Linked DNA regions of Homo sapiens: regions 2 and 3 are each linked to region 1. A link is a contact called in ENCODE Hi-C data. All regions are on one chromosome and are shown on one strand. The core of a region is the stretch at or near the end of the contact, and the rest is flanking DNA. Distances in the headings are between cores, read along the strand shown.

Evidence for each region. Hi-C counts contacts between places; a loop is a spot of excess contacts on that map. Pooled maps may share reads with other maps.
Region 2: a loop to region 1 is called in a map of heart left ventricle, with 2.5 times the contacts of the local background. The contact joins the enhancer-like site here to the promoter of LNX1-AS1 in region 1. A Hi-C loop is called at or near these places in 2 of 168 maps with a recorded cell type or tissue (heart left ventricle and heart right ventricle), 1 of 37 single-sample maps with no recorded cell type and 2 of 50 pooled maps.
Region 3: a map of IMR-90 shows a loop between it and region 1 (2.5-fold over the local background). The contact joins the enhancer-like site here to the promoter of LNX1-AS1 in region 1. A Hi-C loop is called at or near these places in 1 of 168 maps with a recorded cell type or tissue (IMR-90) and 2 of 50 pooled maps.

What each region holds. Positions count from the first base shown.
Region 1 is chr4:53,497,157-53,502,190 of GRCh38, forward strand. It overlaps LNX1-AS1 (LNX1 antisense RNA 1), which reads left to right and starts at 2,921. Exons shown (of 4, transcript NR_046622.1): 1 at 2,921-2,971; 2 at 3,261-3,346; 3 at 4,692-4,820. LNX1 (ligand of numb-protein X 1) reads right to left here. Exons shown (of 11, transcript NM_001126328.3): 5 at 1,485-1,687.
Region 2 is chr4:53,917,641-53,922,674 of GRCh38, forward strand. No RefSeq gene overlaps it. Among named protein-coding and RNA genes, the nearest start is that of CHIC2, 140 kb to the right of the region's middle. Within about 2 kb of position 2,698, at least 5 of the 41 ENCODE cell types and tissues checked have a DNase peak (open chromatin) inside an H3K27ac peak, as active enhancers do; they include heart left ventricle, where a contact is called at or near this core.
Region 3 is chr4:53,777,902-53,782,935 of GRCh38, forward strand. No RefSeq gene overlaps it. Among named protein-coding and RNA genes, the nearest start is that of LNX1-AS2, 190 kb to the left of the region's middle. Within about 2 kb of position 3,135, at least 3 of the 41 ENCODE cell types and tissues checked have a DNase peak (open chromatin) inside an H3K27ac peak, as active enhancers do; they include IMR-90, where a contact is called at or near this core.

The sequences.
Region 1 (5,034 bases), core at 1,671-4,170:
TCTCATTTGTGCCTCACTAATGATGTGTAGGGCTGATACTGCATGGGGCTTTCTGGTTTTAATTTCTCTGGCTACACAGGCCCAGCCAGAGCCCCCTATGTTGGAAGAAAACAATTTCGCAGCAATTGCTGCACTCTGTGTTTGAGGAAAGAGGCCCCATGGAGGAGAAATAACTTTCTTGAATTTCTGTAGTTTGATAAGATTTCTTGTATTTGCAGCCAATTGTTAGAGAAGGCTTGGAATGGGCTTTACAAAGGCCTTTCTTGAGGATATAATCACCTGTTCTCTGGTGCAGCTCCAGAGGCTCCCTCATGCAAAGGCAAAGCTCACCACCTTTGTCCAAGCACAGGTGAGGAGAGCACCTGAGGTGGCAGGGCCGGGTTCCCCCATCACCTCTGGGCCCAGAGAAGGTCAGGGGAGTCAGGGTTGCCTGCTAAATAGTCCTGGCAGCCCTTTTGTTTGTAAGCTCCAGTTGAAGGCCACAAGAATCAAAATGTTTTGTTATGCAACCCTGCCAGGCAGCATAGTTTCCACTAGAACTGGGAGGCAGCAGTGCACAGTGTAGCTGATTGTACTGCGGCCTGCCCCGAGGGCCCTGTCTTATGCTCCACCTCGGAGGCCAGCAGGAATTTCAGTATTTCTGTGAAAACTGCTTTAGGTTATTTCTCCTCTTATTCCAATCAGTTTGCCAAAGAAACAGCTCATAATGTGACAGGAGCCGGTCCCTCAGCAACCTAGAAGGGATGGGATAGAACTGTTATCTGAGTGTCAGATAGAAAATATACGAGCAGGGAGGGGTTTCTTGGCACTTTTGGCAAACATTGGACTTCTGCCTGGTAAACAGATCTTTTTATCCTTTCTGTTCTGAAAATTCCTCCTTCTCCTTAACCAAGCCTCTGAGGACAGTAACACCCAAAGCATTCTATTCCAACACCTGTCTCCCCTGGTATGTCTCTGGGTTGGTGGAATTAGCATAGAGATTACTTTTATTTTCAGGGAGGGCCGTAAGACTATAGGAAATTGACTTTCAAAAAGTAGATGATTGTGATTAAATAAAATACAAAATGTTCTATTAATCTACTCTAAAAACAATTTAAGAAAATATATGTCCCAGTTTTATTTTATATTAATGCTCTTTAAAAAAAGAGATAAAAGGAGAAAGAGGAGGTGGAGAAAGGGAATGAAGAGGAAGATTGAAAAAGCTAGAAGGGAGAAGGCAGAAGAGTGGACAGACAAAATGATATAGAGACAGATAAATATTTATATACAGAGAGAAAGGGGGGAGAGAGTGAAAGAGCAAGACAGAGAGAAACAAAGATCTCAATTAAATGACAAATCTCAGAGAGTCATAAAATGATAGAAAGTCACTATCCACATTTATTTTACCATTTCCCTCATTCATCCATCCATCTATCCAATTGTTTGCTCAGAAGCATTTTTTTATATCAAGCCCCTTGCTGCAGCCCCACAGCCACAGTCTCTACCTTTAGAATGATGTCTCCTGGCAGTAGCCGGCCGTCTCTGGCGATCACCCCATCACGATAAATGTGTTGGATAATGATATGGACCAGTGGGGTTTCGCTACCTCCCACCAGCCTAATAGAGAGGCTTTCACTGGGATCTACTCGATTGATCTTGATGCTGGTAATTTCACCATCTGGAATCAGGTGGTACAACCTTGGAAAGACTGAAATGGACAAAGAGTGTTTATTTAAGACACCCACCCAATGGACCTTTCCAACTACTCTTCTTGCCAAACTTCAGTGTCAGCCAAACTAAACTATTCATTTTTCCTCATACATGTTTTCCATTTTCCTGCCTCTGTGTCAATGTAAGTTTCTCTGCTTGGAATGTTTTTCATCCTGAGCTTAAACCCAATTTTTCCTTCAAGGCCCTTCCAATTAAACTCTACCCTGATTCCTCCTTCCCTTGCTCTAAACAGCCCACTTCCTATAAAGCTTTCTAGCTATTTCTCATGGCACTCAACCCATTATTGTTATTTTTACCTTTTTGTTTTTGTTTCTGTTTTTTGAGACAGGGTCTTACTCTGTTGCCCAGGCTGGAATGCAGTGTCTCACTACAACCTCCGCCTCCTGAGCTCAAGTGATCTTCCCACCTCAGCCTCCCAAGTAGCTAAGACTACAGGCACATGCCACCATTCCTGGCAAATTTTTACATTTTTTGTGGAGACGGAGTTTTGTCATGTTGTCCAGGCTGGTCTTGAAATCCTGAGCCCAGGTGATCCACCCACCTCGGCCTCCCAAAGTGCTGGGATTACAGGTGTGAGTCACCTCTCCCAGCTTATACTCATTTCTTATATACCTCATATCATGCCCATAAAACCTGAGGGCATAAACTCTCGCTGTTCCATGGTTCTCTGCATATATCTCTGCATGCAGAGGCCTTCAGCTGAAGTTTACTGAATTAATAGAAGTGAATGAATCATTTTTAATGGAATGAATTGCAGTTTTATCGCTTGCTTATTGAGAGGTAAAAAACAGAACCAATTTGCCACTTTGCCCTCTCAGATAATTTTGAAAATTTCTTCCTTAAAGACTCTGCTTTTCAGGCTTGGGGGAACATCAGTTCTTTCTACCAGACATTGTTGTTAACAAATGGAAGAGGCCTGATTCATGATCAAGAAGAGGCCAAGGCCTAGTTGGTGGCCTTGAGCAGTTCATCCCTGGTTTGCCTGAAATCACTGAGTTCAGAGCAAGGAGATTCAAAGATCATCTAGGCTGGTGTTTTCAAACTGTATTTTTAAACTGATGAATCTGCTTTCCCCAAGAAATCTCTCCTAGCTCTCTTCTCATCTTTCATCCCATTGTGACCACACAGAAAACAGCTGCTCTAATTGTCCTGCTGCTTGACAGTGATAGTCAAACACTACAAGTGAGGAGGTTTAAGGCTGAGAGAAGGGGAGTGAAGTAACTGACTGGACATCCCAAAGTTAGGTGGTCCTGAGAGCCAGGTCAGAACCCAGAGTTCTTGTGACCGGTACTCTCTGTCAGGTATCCCTGGAGCCAGGGGTTCACAGCCAGGCCAGAGCCCATGAGGGACTTGCTCTATGGACCTATGAGCCAGCAGCACCGACTGGCATTGTTTTTTTTTTCACTTCAGTTTGAATAGAAGTGTTCAGAGGGGACACCAACAAGTGATGGGAACAAGCCACACCTAGCTTGGTGGAAAAAGGGGCTCCTCCAAGCAGCTAGAGGCTCAAGTTTGAATGTAAAGGGCTGAGATGCTTCTGTCTTCCGTAGGTGCTGACAGCTGCCTCACCTTAAGAGTCTCCTTTCGTTATGGCATCTGGAAAGATCTCACATGGCAGGCCTGCTTCTAGTTCCTTGTGAGCATTTTCAAAACCCGTGACCTTAGTCCATTTTCCCTAATGAATTAATAAGTACTCAACTCTCTAAGAACAATAAAGAATTAAAATTATTTCTAAGTATGTTAGGGCAAAGTAACTTAGTGGGCAGAGGAAACCCGAGATGTTGTAAATGTGGGTCCTTAATCTCTATACTGATTGAACTGAAGTGACTGCATAAGGCAGGGGTAAGCTGGCTTCAGCAGTCAGCTCCTGGTACTAACAGTACTCGGGTGATTGAGTTCAATTAATGTTTAAACTACTTTGGTTATATTAAGTAGGCTATACCACAGGCAATTGCTAGAACATGTCTGGTATAACAAGGGAATGGAAAAAAATTCATTCTGAGCAAAGAAAGATTTGGAAATAATCACAAAAGCCAATTTTCCCTCCCTCATTCCCCTTCCCTTGTTACCATCTTTTCCAACAGATTTACAAAAACCACACTGCCAAACCTAAACCGCTAGAGAATGTTTGATTTGATAGCTTGAAAGGACATACCATTCACACTTGTAAATGATGTTAGAGCAACACCAATGAGATCCTAGTGACCTTAAAGAGATAAAGGAATTTTTAAACTGCCAAACTTGTGTTGGTCTGGAAAGTAAAAAATTTGCTCAATATTATGTCCTTACTCAAGGACTAAAGGATATAATCTTATTAGCTGAGAGTTTGTTATATGCTGACATTGAGTTAAGGTATTTGAATGCATTTTTTTGTTTAGTCTTCACAATAACCCTATGAAATAGATGATAATAATCTTTTTTTTTTTTTTTTTTGGGGGTGGGGGGACAGGATCTCACTCTGTCACCCAGGCTGGAGTATAGTGGTACAATCTTGGCTCAAAGCAGCCTTGACCTCATGGGCTCAGGCAATCCTCCCATCTCAGACCAAGAAGCTGGGAGTACAGGTGTGTGCCACCATGTCCCACTAATTTCATTTTTTGTAGAGACAAAGTCTCACCATGTTCCCCAGGCTGGTCTCAAACTCCTGGGCTCAAGAGATCCTCTCACTTTGGCCTCCAAGTGCTAGGATTACCGGTGTAAGCCACCATGCCCAGACCCATCTCTGTCTTTTCAGATGAAGAAATGCTGAAGCTTAGAGCATTAAGCAACCCAGCCAGGGTCACACAGTTGATAAACAGTGGCGCCAGTCCCTTTACTGACATTAAAAGGATGGATAAACCATGCCAGGAAGCTAACTGTAGGTTGCTGAAGCAATGAGGCCCTCTGGCCATTTTGAAAGCATTGTTGCCTCACAAATGCTGTGACGACATTGATACCAGGCTAGCTGAGTCTTAACACCTCACTCCATTCTGGAATTACAGCTTCCTAGTGTGTCTGAGGAAATCCAATCTCTCCCACTCCAGCCCGCCTACTCATTGAACATGGCTGCTATCTCTGTCTTCTGGAAACACGGCTCCAATCCTGCAACAACTCTATACAAGAGCTCCCAGGTGTGTTCACTACCCCCAAATCAAGTACAGACTCCTAAATAATAATCAGGACACACTATGATCTGACCTTCACCTCATCTTCTGTATTGGTCTGGAAAGAAAATGATTTGTTCAATATTATGTCCTCACTCAAGGACTAAAGGATATAATAATAATTATTAACTGAGAGTTTACTATATGCTGGCATTGAGCTAAGCTACTTGAATGCATTTTC
Region 2 (5,034 bases), core at 1,448-3,947, 420 kb after region 1:
TGTTTTTAATAGGAAGTAAGAAAGAGGAAATTCATGTCTGAAGTTCTTTGCTGTCTTGATGACTCACTTCCCAGGTAAACTAAGACAGTTGGTCACTCCTCCTATCACTCCATTTCACAGTTGAGAAAACTGAGGCTTAATGAAATTCTGAGGCTCAGTGAGGCTTAGTGACATTATAATTTTTCTAGTGCCTTCAAAAAACTAACCTTGCATGGACCTGGGTAGGTCATCCAGCCAAACAAGTATAGGTGAGCAAGACCCAGCATGTTTTTCTCATACTCACACCCACTCCTGATGTGTCAGTGTGTGAGGATTAGATCTTAGATTAGCACAGATTTGAAAAGCCCTGTCATTCATGAAAAATAAAGCTATGAGTAATCTTTTCGTGGGATCCTGCGGAGGCAAGGACTCTTCTAGTCATCAGCACAGGACCCTGGATCTTGGCTTCCCTCTTTGATATTTATTAAGCACTACAGCCTTTAAGAAAGGCACATACACTTGAATATTCATAGCAGCACTATTCACAATAGCCCAAAGGTAGAAACAACCCAAACGCCCATCAAAAGATGAATGGGTAAACAAATTGTGGTGCTTACACACAATGGAATATTAATTCAGCCGGTAAAGAAGAACGAAGTAATGATACATACAACAATAAGTAGAGCCTCAAAACGGTATGCCAAGTGAAAGAAGCCAGACACAGAAGGACAAATATCATGTGATTCTACTTATAGGAAATGTCCAGAATAAGTAAATCTGTAGAGACAGAATGCAGATTGCTGGTTGCCAGGATGGTGGGAAGAAGAGTGGAGAGTGGCTGCATAATGAGTGCAGATGGGTTTTTATTTTGGAGTGAGGAAAACAGATAGAAATGGTGGGTTGCACAACATTGCAAATGTACTTAGTGCCACTTAATTGTTCACTTTAAAGTGGTTAATTTTATACTATGTGAATTTCATTTCAATTTTTTTAAATGCACACGCATACATTTGTCAAGTAATCCTTACATAAACCCTGTAAGGTAGATATTGCTACCATTATTCCCATGAGAAAACTGAGCCCAGAGCTGGAAAGGGACCTGACCAAGGTTCCACAGGTGCTAGACTTGAAGCCAAGGTCAGGTTGGCTCCAAAGCCTTGGCCCTTCTGAGCCACCAACCACTGATCCTCTCAGAGCTGGGCATGACCTCAGGAGAACCAAGGGTGGCTGGAGGCTGTGCTCAGGAGAGAAGAGGAAGGGTCAAAGTCGGGAAAAGCTTTGAGGTCTCTTTGCGGTTCCAACTTAGCATCAGCAAAACTCAGTGTTTCTACCTTTTTGCTCCTGGTACTTTGGTTCCATCGTATGACTGAGTTACACAGGCTTGATCTTTGTTCCTCTTGACTCCTTTTTTCTTCCTTCATTTCTTTCTTTCTTTTTTCTTTTTTCTTGAGACAAAGTCTTGCTCTTTCACCCAAGATGGAGTGCAGTGGTGCCATCATAGCTCACTGCAGCCTCAAATGTCTGGGCTCAAGCAATCCTCCCATCTCAGCCTCCCAAGTAGCTGGGACTACAGGCATGCACCACCAATCCAGGCTCTTGCCTCCTTACATCAAAGAACAGCCAAAGACGGCTGGGCGTCGTGGCTCATGCCTATAATCCCAACACTTTGGGAGGCTGAGGTGGACGAATCACCTGAGGTCAGGAGTTCGAGACCAACCTGGCCAACATGGTGAAACCTCATCTCTACTAGAGATACAAACTTAGCCAGGCATGAAGGCACAGTCCTGTAATACCAGCCACTTGGGAGGCTGAGGAGAAGAATCACTTGAATCCAGGAGGCAGAGGTTGCAGTGAGCCAAGATCATGCCATTGCACTCTAGTCTGGGCAACAAGCACAAAACTCAAAAAAAAAAACCCAAAAAAAACAAAAAAACAGAACAGCCAAAGACCATAGATAAGGGGTGAGATTGGGGACTGGGAGAAGAGGATAAAGAGTTAGAATACTACAGAACACTAGACCACAGGCCCTAGTCTCCTATTTCTCTATCCTTCCTTAAAATGTCTGAAGTCTTTGACTCAGCAATGTAGCACTTGAGTGACTTGAATGTAAACATATTTTGAAAAAAGAGCATATTTTAGGGAGTTCCATTGCAGAAGATTTGAATGTGGTGTAATTCAGCTTGCTGGGAGAGGCGGGGTGGCTGGTGGGTGGATAGAAATGGAAAGATGGAAGTGAATGTGGCAGACTGACACAATAATAGGGCTAATGATTTCAACATTTTAAAAGTTTCACAGTTCCGAGGGAACACAGGAGACGAGCTCCAGTGGGAGGCTTTTAAAATATCCACTTTGACAGTTTCTGTACTTTTTGAGCTTCTTCTGTTTGTTTCTTCCCCAAAGCTTATTAGCACCTCTGTTCTATTTAGGAGACTCTCCGCCACCTTAGTATAGGGAGGAGAACTGGCTCCAGGGGGCTGAGCCCCCCACCGCCAGTGATAGATCTCTCAGGAATAGAAGATTTGAGTCCTGGGAGCCTGTCAAGGACTTTTCCTCTTGAAAAATCATGAAGCTTTGGTCCGCAACATTGTTAAAGGGCTTTAGAGGAAGCAGAGTGTCTCCTTCCACACTCCAAGTAGCCCAAAGCAACTGTGCCCAGATGGTAAGGACTTCCTTCCTAGCTGGGGCGGGCGGCAGCTGGGATAAACACTCATTTAAGCCACTCAGTGCTGTCCTCACTGCTTGCCCCAGGAAAGGGCCAACCCGGTATTTCTGGCTGAGTCAGTTGGGCCTCTCCCACCCATTCTTCTGAACCTCATTCACATCCAGAAAGAGGAGGCTGGAAAATTTGAATATGCAAAAGACCCAATGACATTGCCCTCAATCAGCTCAATTAGTGTGGTTGTGAATGAAGATATGAAGATCAAACAGGTCAAAGGGAATGTTTACAAATGTATCAGCTACCTGGTTTGCAGATCCCTTTGAACAGCTCAGATTTTGGTGCAGTTTCTATAGGTATTAAAACAGGAAAGATTAATTTAATAAGTGACTAGAGTAACATCTGGGGGAAAATTATATTCAGCTGTATGAGATAAAGACCATTGTAGAAGCATTTTCTTCAGGCACGCTCTGCTTTTTCTTTTGAAGGGCTCTCTTGTGCCTGATGTTTTATATATAGTATTAAAATATAATGGTAAAATATTTCTTGGAAAAAAAAAGATAAAAAGAATTGAAATTAAAGGGGATACCAACGATGTGTGTGTGAAAGAAAATAAGATGGGGAATGTGGACAAGTGAATAATAAATGGAGAAGTGCTTGTCTGGACGTTGTTAATGTCTCCAGAAGTTTTCCCTTCAATCTTCCTGTGAGCTACATACAGTGCCGTGGTTAAAAGTTCAGGCTTTAGGGGCAGAATGTTTAGGTTCAAATTCCTACTCTGCCACATAGCTGTGTGACTTTGGGCAAGTACCCAACCTCTCTGTGCCTCATTTTCCTCCTTGGTGAAAAGAGAATAATACAACTATGCACTCAGCTGGTTTTTTTGTTTTGTTTTGTTTTTGAGACAGGGTCTTGCTCTGTTGCCCAGGCTGGAGTGCAGTGCTGCGATCTCAGCTTACTGCAACCTCTGACTCCTGGATTCACGTGATTTTCCTGCCTCAGCCTCCCAAGTAAATGGGATTAAAGGTGCGCGTCACCACGCCAGCTTTGTATTTTTTAGTAGAGACGGGGTTTCACCATGTTGGCCAGGCTTGTCTCTAACTCCTGACCTCAAGTGATCCGCACACCTTGGCCTCCCAAAGTGCTGAGATTACAGGCATGAGCCACCACGCCTGGCCTCAACTGGTTGTTTTGAAGGCTGTATGGAAATGATGCACATGAAACAGTGGCTGGTCTGGGACATAGCCAACCAAGGGCTGCTCCATGACATTTTCATTGTTTAAAATATATAAAAAATAATAAATGAAACATTTTTATACAGAAATGTTGCTTTTCCCCCCTGAAGACGTAAAATATCTACCTAGGTGGATGCTTTCTTTCAGCTGTTAAAGACATGTTGAGTGTTCCCTGCCAGGAATCGGATACCACTTTGAGTACATTTGGGCTGAAACATAAAAATATCTACAGTATTATTCTAACTGTTTCTGTGACAGTTTAAATGGCAATTGCTTTCTAGACAATTGCATTTTTCGTTCAAATACTACCACAGGAAGGCTTGCATAGATTTCAATTAGGATGATAGACCCAAAAAGGCTTTATAGGTGGCCTACTGTTAGTTCCTGAGCTCCCAGCAGGAAAGTGCCAACATAAAACCTGATATTAGGAATAGTGACAGCAATTACTAATATTTTCTAGTGCCCTGCTTCATGGCAGGTGCCAGTCTCAATAGCTTATATACATATCTCTAATCTCTATGCATATCTCTAATCTTATCAGCTCCAGGAGGCAGATGCTATTAGCCACATTTGACAGATGAGGAAATGGGCCCAGAGCTGTTAAGTGATGCTAAGTGTCTGAACCAGGGCTCCAGGCCAGGCCCATCTGGCTCCCTCCAGTTCACAGGGTATCCAACTAGCTCTTGGTCCTTGTCCCTATAACTTCTGAGACCAAAAGCAATGCATTTCAGAATGTTACCATTTGCCAGAAAGTTCTTGATATCGACTATAACGTTCATCTGCTGCAATTTATGCCTCTCTCAGGCCTCTCTCCTGCATACTGGACACTCCCCTTCCCCACTCCCACCCTTATTCTCCCACTCCCATTGGCGATCTCACAGGGTCTTCACCTTAATCCCATGGTTGTCAACCTGGGGAGTTTGGCCCCACCAAGGACATTCAGCCATATCTGGAGATACGTTTGAAGCCACCTGCGGGTGGTGGGGAGGTGTGCTACAGGCATCTAGTGGGTAGAGGCCAGGGAAGCTGCTGCACATCCTGCAGTGCACAGGACAGTCCCCGAAAGAATTATCTGGCCCAAAATGTCAATAGAGCTTAGACTGAGAAACCCTGAAAACAGAACTCTTGATTTCTGTGCCCCAAATCCGTTCTTACTCAAGTCTG
Region 3 (5,034 bases), core at 1,885-4,384, 280 kb after region 1:
AGTCAGACATGAAAGGACTTGAATCAGCACCAAGTGTCTTTCCCCGAAAAGCATAGAGATACCAAAAGGGAATCTTATAAAGAAGTTTTAAAATTCAGAAGGAGATTGGAAGTGGCAGTCTTAAAACATACACAAGATAGGGTCTGTAGACAAACTGGGCTTATTGAACTCTTTTTGTCTTCTCTTTTATTTTTCCTCTTTTTTCATAAAAGCTGATAAATATCTGTGTGCAAAGACAGTGGGGAATTCAAGAAACATTTTCTATCTAAAATAAACAGAAATCTTGCCTACTGCATGTGAAAAGCCTTTTTTCCTTAACATTGATATAGTGAGCCAGCCTTAGTTCAGCCTCAGAATTATTTGTCTAGGCATAAAGATGAAAAGCCTCCTTTTTGAGCAAGCTTGCTTATCACTGCTCAGAGACTCTCTCAAACTCAGGAGGAGCCAAGCACAGATCCCCGTCATTAAATCAGAATCCTCTCTGTGCAGAGCAAATGGATGTTTCAGTTCTGTCTTCCTGAGGGATTTGTAGAAGCATCCCAGAAAGGAGCAGAAGTACTATTCCTTTTCCCAGAAGAGGGAGAGAGAGATGCTAGAGAAAAGCCTCCATTAACCTAGGCAGTTTAACATTCCTTTTCTTTCTTTTTTATCGTTATATTTCCCATTTAAGTTCATTTGTGATAAACTAGAAACTACAAATGGGCAAAAAAGAAAATCACTGTTAACATTTCTTGAATATTCCTCAAAGCCTTTATATATAAAACCAAATGGGAGATTACACTAACCTCTTATTTATATTTTAAATTTTCTCACTTAATGATGCATGCAATGAAAGTGTCATAATATATTTAACTAATTCTCAATTGGACAGCTTGGTTATTTCCAGTATTTTCTTTTCTTTCTTTCTTTTTTTTTTTCTTGAGACAGAGTCTCATTCTGTCACCCAGGCTGGAGTGCAGTGGTGCGATCTTGGCTTACTGCAACCTCCGCCTCCCAGATTCAAGTGATTCCCCTGCCTCAGCTTCCCGAGTAGTTGGGACTACAGGCATGTGCCATCACACTCGGTTAATTTTTTGTATTTTTAGTAGAGACGAGGTTTCCCCATGTTGGCCACACTGGTCTTAAACTCCTGACCTCAATTGATCCGCCTGCCTCAGCCTCCCAAAGTGCTAGAATTACAGGCATGAGCCACCATGCCAAGCCTTATTTCCAGTATTTTCTTATCAAAAACTCCCCGTAGCTAAATATTTCCTAACTTATTTCTCTAGGATAAATTTTTAGAGGGGTTGAGTCAAAGATATGTATGTTATGTGGCTTCTTAGAATGATTGTTGCCAAATTACAACTTTCTCAACATTTAACCCCCACTCTAAGTTTTATCAGTCTATACTCCCTTCTCTTATACTCATGACTAACACTGGGTATTGTCTGTCTTTTGCTAATTCAGTATAGCAAAAGTTGTGTCTCGTTGTTTTAATTTTGTTTCTTTAATTACTAGTGAGGTCAAATAATTTTTCATATATGTATTGTCCATTTCTTTTTCTTTTATTAATTTGCTATTCATGCTTTTATCCCATTTTTCTGTTGTGGTATTCATCTATTTCTTTGTAAGAACCTTTTATGTATAAAATATATTCTTTTTAAAATAAATTTTTATTTTTAATTATTATGGGTACATCATAGTTATACATATTTATAGGGTGCATGTGATCTTTTGATACAAGCATACAGTGTATAATGATCAAATCAGGGTAATTGGGCTATCCATTGCCTCAAGCATTTAGGGAGAACAGTATGGAGGTTACTCAAAAACTAAAAACAGAACTACTGTATGATCCAGCAATCCCACAGCAATACACACCAAAAGGAAGAAATCAGTATATCGAAGAGATAAAAGGTATTCTTTATCAGATTTTAATACGTTATATAGTTCTTCAATTTTTGTCATTTTCCCTTTAACTTTTGAATTGTGCTTTTGCCATATGCATTCAAATTATTTTTTCAGATTAAAAAAATGGTTTCTGACCTTGTAAACATGCTTACAAAGTTCTCCACTTATCTCTGCTCTCCACGAAGAGATGGTAGCTTTTAAACAAGCCTATGAACAATGCTTTGTCAAACTTCCATGACTATTCTTGATACACTTTTGAACTAAAAGAGCAGAGGCAGAAAATAGAAGCAGTAAAGCTTAAATTACAATGGAACAACATCCTATATGTTTTTGCTTACTAAGATTGACTTGCTTTTGCTAATTTGTCACAGATTATGACAAGTCCAGTGAAGCCGCCAAATATACACTGATGCTGACATGCATGCTTATTCTTCTTCATTTCAATGCTCAGATTCATTTGGATCCCTGTTTCCTTTGGGAGAGCTCTGAACAGACAAACTCTCCTGACTTCAAGCTCCTTTCTCTGAGCTTCCCTGGGCATCTTGGATGCTTAATGCAGTTTATTTAACTAGAGTGGCTATAAAGCAGAGCTGAGGCAAGAACTTCTTTGTTAACAGAGTGTTTCTCAGAGAATTGTTTGGGATGCAACAGTCATGGATCCATAGCGGGTGGTGGAGGTATATTACCTCAACTCAGGATCATCATCTTTTCACAGGCTAAAAGTCGTGGAACGATTGGCTTCTCTCAATTTCATAGTGGAGCATGCACTTTGCACAAGAGAAGTCCATTTTACCCAAATGGGATTATTTCCTATAGCAAGATAATAGCCAATAGGAAAACCTCGCCAATGTTAGAAATCCACTGTACTAGACATAAGTCTCAGTGTCTGGAGTATATTTCAGTTGTTTGTGCCTGCCCAGCACCCATTTAACCTTTTTGCTTTGATGGAACTTTGATATTCCTTCAGGAAATCTTACCATCCTCACTTTCCAAATATATAATTCCAAAACAGAGAGTGGAGCCCATCCCCTGAAGCTAGCACAGACATAGGAGCCAGACCTAGCCAATCAGAGCCATCCATTCACTATGGCTCCAGTGATTGGTTCAAAAACGGACACACGGCCCAAACTAAACCAATAAAACTCAATACCTAGACTTTCACATTCTTGGAAAAGAAATACATCCTTTCCACTGAAGATACCAAGCTGATGAGTTGAGAGCCTGGGACATTTGGTTACAACCTTGCTCCATCCTGGCTGAGCATGACTGAATGAAAGCAGCCTAGAAAGTCTTCCAAGAAACAGCACATGGCTTAGTCCTGATGACAATAGTGACTCCCTAGACTGACTCATGCCTGAAATTGGTATCCCCTAAAACTATTTCCAGAGCCAATAAACTCCCTTTTCTGCGTAATTCCATGTGAGATGAATTTTTACCACCTGAGTAATATTGTTTTAAATGACAGCTTCTTATTAGCTCTGAACACCTTAGCAATAATGTCAAGAGTGGAAGGAGTACTGGTTTGGGAGTCTGGGTTGTAGTCCTACCTCCACTCACTACTTTCACATCCTTGGGCTAATCGCTTTATCTGTGTGGGCTCACTTTTCTCATCTGTGAAAGAGGTTATTGGAAGAGAGGAATTCTAAATGTCCCTTTGAAGGCCATAAGTCTTGTCTCTGTGATAACATTGTATCAACACTTCAAGTTAATCTGAGGTTCTGGCTCCAACTGCCACCTCCACAACCCAGTGACAAACAACACTGATTTATCTTAAAAGTTGAAAACTAAAAGGTCCATAATATACTTTTAGAAACTAGAAGATAGAACAAAAACTCTGTAAAACATTGCTAGGATGTAGATTTCTCCAGAAGTGTATTAATGAGGTGAGTAATATATTAATACATTAACTATGGTAACTATTGTATAGATTAGTCATAAATATTTTGTTTTAAAAAGGTCTGCCACTCCAGTTTTGCTGAGCTAAAGTAAACGAAGATCCGAGTTATGTCAACAGATGACACAAGTGTTCAGCAGTGAGGCTGTTTGTTCTGAGGAGGGAAACAGGAAGGGAAGCTGGTCCCACTCCCAGTTCTTCTTCATCAGACCTCCGTTATTTATTTGATGAATTAGCAATCCTCACAACTTCAGACACGATCACAAAATGATATTTTGGAAATGCTACTCGGACTGTATAATTCTTCCAACCCTTCGTTGATTCCCAAGTGCCTTCGGGACAAAGTGCAAACCCGTTGGCGTGGCACATGAGCCCTCTGTTATGTGAGCCTGGCTCTAATTCCACATCCCAGTGTCATCTCCTCCCACTCCTCTTTATGTGCCTTACCTAAACTAAGTAAAGAGGTTAATGCATAGAAAATGCTAAACATCTGGCATAATTTCTGGCATTTAGTAAAGGCTTATTATACATGTTGGCTGTCATTATGGCACACTAGTTATACTCACAGTTCCCTAAAGGTGCAGTACTGGTCCTGGATCTGTTTGCCCTGAATCCATCCTCCCTCTTTGCCTGCTGTGTTTTAGTTCACGATGGCTGATCCTTGCAGGCTGCAGTTCACAGGCTCTTGTGTCTCAGACTTCCAGCTGGTTGGGTTAGGCCAGGAAGACACACTGGCAAAAAATGGAGGGTAGAAAGGAGGGAGAAGCCAGGGTATTTCTCTCCTTGTTTCCTTGGGTGATTTCTGCAGCAGTGACTGTCTTCTCTGTAGTTCCAGCTCTTGCCAAAACAGGTCCACTGTGGTTCAGCTTCTGGTTCCTTCTTTTTTCCTTTAGCAGAGTCGGTAGTGGCTTCCTGCTTCTTGATGCTAATCTCTGCATTGCCTCATCACTCGTGTTAACTCTCAGCAGCTCTCTCTACCATATAGCCAATCCCCTGCTTTCCATTCCCTGTGCTGTACATCCTTAAAGAGGTGCCTGTTTTCCTGGAGACACCCTGACTGGTTTGCATAGCACACTCTCATACCTTGGACCTTTGGCTTTTGCCTTATTTCAGCCTCCTCATCCTTAAGACCAACTCCTAGCCATCCTTTCTTCTACCATCTTTGTTCTACCACCATCTCCTCTTGGAAGCTGTCTCAGTTTCTCCACCTGCCACTTCCTGAAGCGTGAGTTGGGTATTCCTCTTCTAAA